Regions from separate parts of the Homo sapiens genome. Here region 2 is linked to region 1. The links are chromatin contacts, found by Hi-C or POLR2A ChIA-PET in ENCODE. All regions are on one chromosome and are shown on one strand. The core of a region is the stretch at or near the end of the contact, and the rest is flanking DNA. Distances in the headings are between cores, read along the strand shown.

Evidence for each region. Hi-C counts contacts between places; a loop is a spot of excess contacts on that map. ChIA-PET counts read pairs that join two places held with the same protein, here RNA polymerase II (POLR2A). Pooled maps may share reads with other maps.
Region 2: a loop to region 1 is called in a map of naive thymus-derived CD4-positive, alpha-beta T cell, with 30 times the contacts of the local background. The contact joins two enhancer-like sites. A Hi-C loop is called at or near these places in 8 of 168 maps with a recorded cell type or tissue (CD4-positive, alpha-beta T cell, CD4-positive, alpha-beta memory T cell, CD8-positive, alpha-beta T cell and 3 more) and 11 of 50 pooled maps. POLR2A ChIA-PET finds 5 or more read pairs at or near these places in 1 of 52 experiments (OCI-LY7).

Annotation. Positions count from the first base shown.
Region 1 is chr4:80,461,271-80,463,970 of GRCh38, forward strand. All of the region lies in intron 2 of CFAP299 (cilia and flagella associated protein 299), which reads left to right. Among named protein-coding and RNA genes, the nearest start is that of CFAP299, 130 kb to the left of the region's middle. Within about 2 kb of position 1,446, at least 4 of the 41 ENCODE cell types and tissues checked have a DNase peak (open chromatin) inside an H3K27ac peak, as active enhancers do.
Region 2 is chr4:80,988,823-80,991,522 of GRCh38, forward strand. No RefSeq gene overlaps it. Among named protein-coding and RNA genes, the nearest start is that of BMP3, 41 kb to the right of the region's middle. Within about 2 kb of position 1,254, at least 2 of the 41 ENCODE cell types and tissues checked have a DNase peak (open chromatin) inside an H3K27ac peak, as active enhancers do.

The DNA of each region.
Region 1 (2,700 bases), core at 196-2,695:
AAAGAAAGGAGGTTCTCTACAGAACGTAGATTTTCCCCACAAGAGACAGCTTTACAGGGCCATTTCAAAATATGTCAAAGAAATATATTTTGGGATAAAATACTTAGATTTCTTTCAGGGTCTGCTGTCTGGATATGTCAAAGAAATATATTTTGGGCAAAATATATTGGGGTAAAATACTTAGATTTCTTTCAGGGCCTGCTGTCTGTCATGTTGGTATCTTACTGCTAAGGAGTGTTTGGTCAGCCTTAAGGTCTCTGTTTTAGTGTTAATTGCTGGTCATCTGCGCCTGAATTCCCAAGGGAGGAATGTATAATGAGGCATGTCTGAGCACCCATTCCCATTATGGCCTGAACTAGTTTTTCAGGTTTACTTTAGAATGCCCTTGGCTAAGGGAGTGGTCCATTCAGTTGGTTGAGGTGCTTAGAATGTTATTTTTGGTTTACAAACTTTAGGTGGTTTACCAGTTATATTCAGGGATCATCCTGTATTTCATAATGCTTCATTTTCTCATTTTCTTCAATTATTATTTTGCACTTCACTATGAACTTCCTCACTTGGACATATGGATTTGCATCCTATATCACAGAATTAGAAAAGACCTTGAAGTATGAACTTCCTCAAACTCCTGCCCACTTCCCTCCATCTATAAACATGTCTGTGTTCATCATGACCACTTTACCCCAGTTCCATGGAGGAACTCATTCTCCTTCTTCTTGAGGCTTATGACTCCGCTTGGATTCTAATCTCATTTACCAATCTAAATCCTTTGGCCATCCTGGGATTCCCAAAGGGCAGTAACCATGCTAATTTAATCCAACCTTGGATCCCCAACACTTAGTGCAGTACAAGACAAATGGGCATTCAAAACCATAGTCTCAAATGAGAAGATAAATGCGTTTTCTCTCTTGTATTTTCAACATCTTCCTTTTCACTGACACTTTCCCCTTAGTATATAGTCAGTCAATTCTCTTCTTATTAAAAAATAAATGAAGTAAATAAACCTCCCTCTACCTTTATACTCCTCTAGCTCCTGCTGTATTTATCTTCCTTTCATGAGCAACCATTCTGGCGGAGCAGACTATAGTAATCTACTCCTCTACCCACCACAGCTAGACTTATGTCCCCATTGCCCCACTAAGCTGTTCTTGCTAACGTCAACAAAGACTTTGTAGTTAATAAAAAGCTAAACCAGCACTCCTCAGGTCTTTCTCTGACAAATACAATTTTGTTGTCACTCCCCACCTCCACCCCAATATGTTTCTCTGACACAGAGTTTGGGTTTTATCTCCCTATCCCTTCCCCACCCCCATCTATTTGCCTATTAATTGCTAGTCATACTCATTTGCTTTCTTATGTCTTCATAGATTCTAAGTGATCTCATCCCACCCTTGCTTTTCCAATTTACAACAGCTCAAACCTCTGCCCAGCTTCAGATCTGTTTACCAAACCACGTGATCCAGAGATGGGTGATCTGGAGATGCTTCAAATTCAACATGTCCCAAAGGGCCCTCATTAGTCTATTACTCAGCAAAACTTCTTCCTCTTTCTAGTTTTTTTCCTCAATGAATGACAAAGTCCTAATAACAGCATATATAGGAAATTTTAGGGGATTTTTAAAAAAAATCATATTACTTCAGTCTAGAATATTGGAGAATGAGATAGTAAGGGCAGGACAGGAGAAGTTGACCCCTCAAGACAACAGAATCAGGACTAGATGAATACCCAAATGAAACTGAAAGTAGAATGAGAACTATGAACATCGTCTTGTTTTGTAGTTGCAAATATTTGAAAAGAAATTGCCTGCTTCCCCAAAACAGTGATTGGGGCAGAAGAAAACTCTAAAACCTGTTTCTGGGCAACATTCAATCAAATAAAATGATTTTTTTTTTTAATTTTAATGTCTTTTTAACACAAGACTTATTAAAACTTTTATAAAACAAAGGAAACATCAGCCTAAACACTCAAGAAGAGAAATACTTTAAAAATCACCTATAGCAAATGGCTATTTTAAAAAACACTACATGAGAATGAGTCAGTTAAGAATGAATGCTGCAAAATTACACAAAGAAAGAACATATCATCAAAGGATCCTCTGTGAAGAATTTTATGAACAAAAAATGATATTAATGTGATTACATATAAATATTTAGTTGAAATGATCCTAGGTCCTTCTAGTTCTTCATATATTATATGTATTAGTCTGTTTGGGCTGCCGTAACAAAATACTACACAGTCTGGGTAACTTAAATAACAGACTTATTTTTATACAGTTCTGGTGCATAGACGTCCAAGTTCATGGTGCAGTTAGGGTTCGTTTTTGGTGACACCTTCTTCCTGGCTTGTAGATGGCTGCCTTCTTGCTGTGACCTCACATGGTCTCTTCTAAAATTGGTACCAGTCTTATCAGATTCGGGTCCCAACCTTATGACCTTATTTAACCATAATTTCCTCCCTAAAGGCCCTATCTCTAAATAAGGTCACATTGGTGGTTAGAGCTTCAACCTATGAATTTTGGGGCCCACAATTCAGTCCATAACATTATACTAGACAGAGGGGAAGTTCACTGAAGTCATGTTTTCCTATAAGTAAGAAATATTATTACTCCATGTATAACTTCACATGCACAAACGTTCAAGCTCTGCCAACTGGACCCGCTCTTCATTATCCACAAAAGTCTGCAACATTTCATTTCTAAAG
Region 2 (2,700 bases), core at 4-2,503, 530 kb after region 1:
AATGTCATCAAAGAAACAAACCAAAATATGTCTACTTGGACTCACTTGAGAGGTATTTTAAGAGATTGCTTTGAAATACATGAAAAGTGATACTGCAATGGCACCCTCTCTGTAATGAATGAAATTGCAGAGTGAAGATACATGGGACAATGTTGTACAGAAGTTTGTTTTGTTTTAATGACTTTTCTTAGTGAAATGTAAGTATGTGAACATGACTGAGTTTAGAAAATGTGTTTCTAAAGAATGCATGTTCAGTATGTGTCCTACTGTTTCCATTTATATAGCTTTTCTTATGATAGAATGAAAGCCTCTTACCATGTGAATCCTGGAGGCTGGTTGGCTGACATTCACATGTGGCCTGGGGAAGCTATCTTAAGCATGGAAACTACTTATTTAATAGTTCAAAATACTCAGACATGGATTTACACTACTTCCAATTATCCATAGTTTTATTTTTATATAACAGCTAGACACTACTGAGCATTCTACACTTCGTTTTTCACAATCTGCAACCAGTGTTCTGAAAAAAACCGAACAAACAAACAAACAAACAAAACTAATAGTTCAAAGACAAAAAAAAAATGTAAGAGCAAATTACCACAGCCCCTTACATTTACAATAGACCTTTGTCCAAGACCTGGAGGGATAACCTAGCCTTTTCTAGTAGTATTTCCAGACAGTGAGTCACCTTTTAGCAGAAACTTTTTAAGAGTGTATTTTAAACTATAAATATTTTTGTATTTTATAAAAGGATCTTGTATACTTTATTTTCTTGACAGCACATTTAAAATTTCCCTTTCTTTAGGCAAGGTAGTCTTCAAGTAAAGGCATTTTAGGGAAGCCTATATCTGCTTCTATTTTGTTTATTGACTGATCCAGTCATTCTTTGAACAAATATTTAACAAATATTTATTGAGGAACTGGTATGTACCAGGTAACCCTTCAAGGGTTATTTTATTTTACCCTCATGGCAATACTGTGAAGTGCATATTATTCCCCATTTTTAGAGTAAAAATACTTGGAGAGAAGGCAAACTACGTAAAATTCTACGTAAAGCATATATAGGTCTATCATTTATGTCTTCGCGTAATTACTTTGTTCATCTAAGCACACTGGGCAATATATGTCAAACCTGATTAGAACAGTGTTTCAATGACACCCCCTTCACTGTGGATAGGTACTTTGAGTCACTGTGTCATGGCTGAGGATGCTCAATCAGATTTCTACATTGTACGACTGCCAATGCTGTTAGAACCAGGAAGAAAGAACAGGAATCAGCTTTTTTATGTCCAGACAGTTTGCCACCTAGTGGTCAAGTTTAGCAAAACTTTCTGGAGTCTATTGTTTGTTAAGACAACTTAACTCTCCTTAGATTGTATTTTTCTTAGCTCTAAACAGGGGACCCAGCTTTGCTTAGCTACTTCCAAAGATTAGGGCAGGGCAGATTTTCATCATAAGTTACTAGACAGAGTTTCTAGGGATGGCAAGAAACGTCTTTGGCTCTCTCTTGAGGAAAGGGCAAAAGTGCATGCCTCAATCAAATGTTGATGCCTTTGGGGCAAGGTATAATGCTCTGTATGCAACAAAACCATGCAGGTACAAACTTCAGAGAGACAATGTAAATAGAAGTAGACAGAATTAGAATTTGAAAGCTTATGGAGTCATGACTTATCTGCCTTTTGTTTCTCTGGCTTTTAAAAGGGATATTGGAAAATATTTTACTTTTTGGCACTCTATTTTTTTTTATTTTAAAATGCAAATTTCAGCATTTCTCACCAAGTGACAAATGTAAAGTGTTTTAGAATTTTCAGAGGAATATTGTTTTCCTAGACACTGTTTACCAAAACAGTTTACCTAGACTACAGTTTACCAAAAATTCTGAAATCGAAGTCTGAAGAAGTAGTAGACTTTAATTAAATGACGAAGCAAGAAGGATACCATTTCTAAGTCTTGTGTAGGTATATGATTTTTTCATTTTCTGCTACAACCAGATTCTGCCACTGAAATATTTATAATATTGAGATTTGGGACCAGGGTGAGATTTTGTTTTAGAGTAGGAATGAACTGAACCACTTATTCTCAGACAAAATGCATGCAGTCAAGAACTCCATGACTATCTGTGAGACAGATGGGAACTCCTGATGCATACCAGGCGACTGTTCTTCAGCAAAGAAAACAAAAACCCAGGTGCAGAATGTATTGCAACAGTGCAGATGGGTCTTCAAGGGTGTTCACTGTTTACAAGAAAGAGGAACAGAGCTCTCATCATTGAGTGACCACTCTTCCTGGGGATCTATTTCCCCCAGCTGGCCTCAAGCAGAATATTCCCCCAAAGGCCCAAGCACCAGCTGTCAATGACCTCTGCCCCTTCAAAGAGAGAGACTGGGTGGCCGCTTTCACCCTGTCAAGATGTGCTAATTACTGGAATGCTGAGAATCAGAGCCTGCATCCTACAATGGTATTTCTATAGCTTGTCCACCTCCTACACATCTTTCTCCTCTTGTTCTTAAATCTTTTAAATATACAACAGCTTACATCAATTTCTCTATAGATTGTTGGCATCTTTTCTATCCAGTTATATGTTCTCAGCTCCCATATTTTATATTTTATATTTTATAAAAGGATCTTGTATACTTTATATTTTGTCAAATTATTTAAAATTTCCCTTTCTTTAGGCAAGGCAATCTTCAATTAAAAATC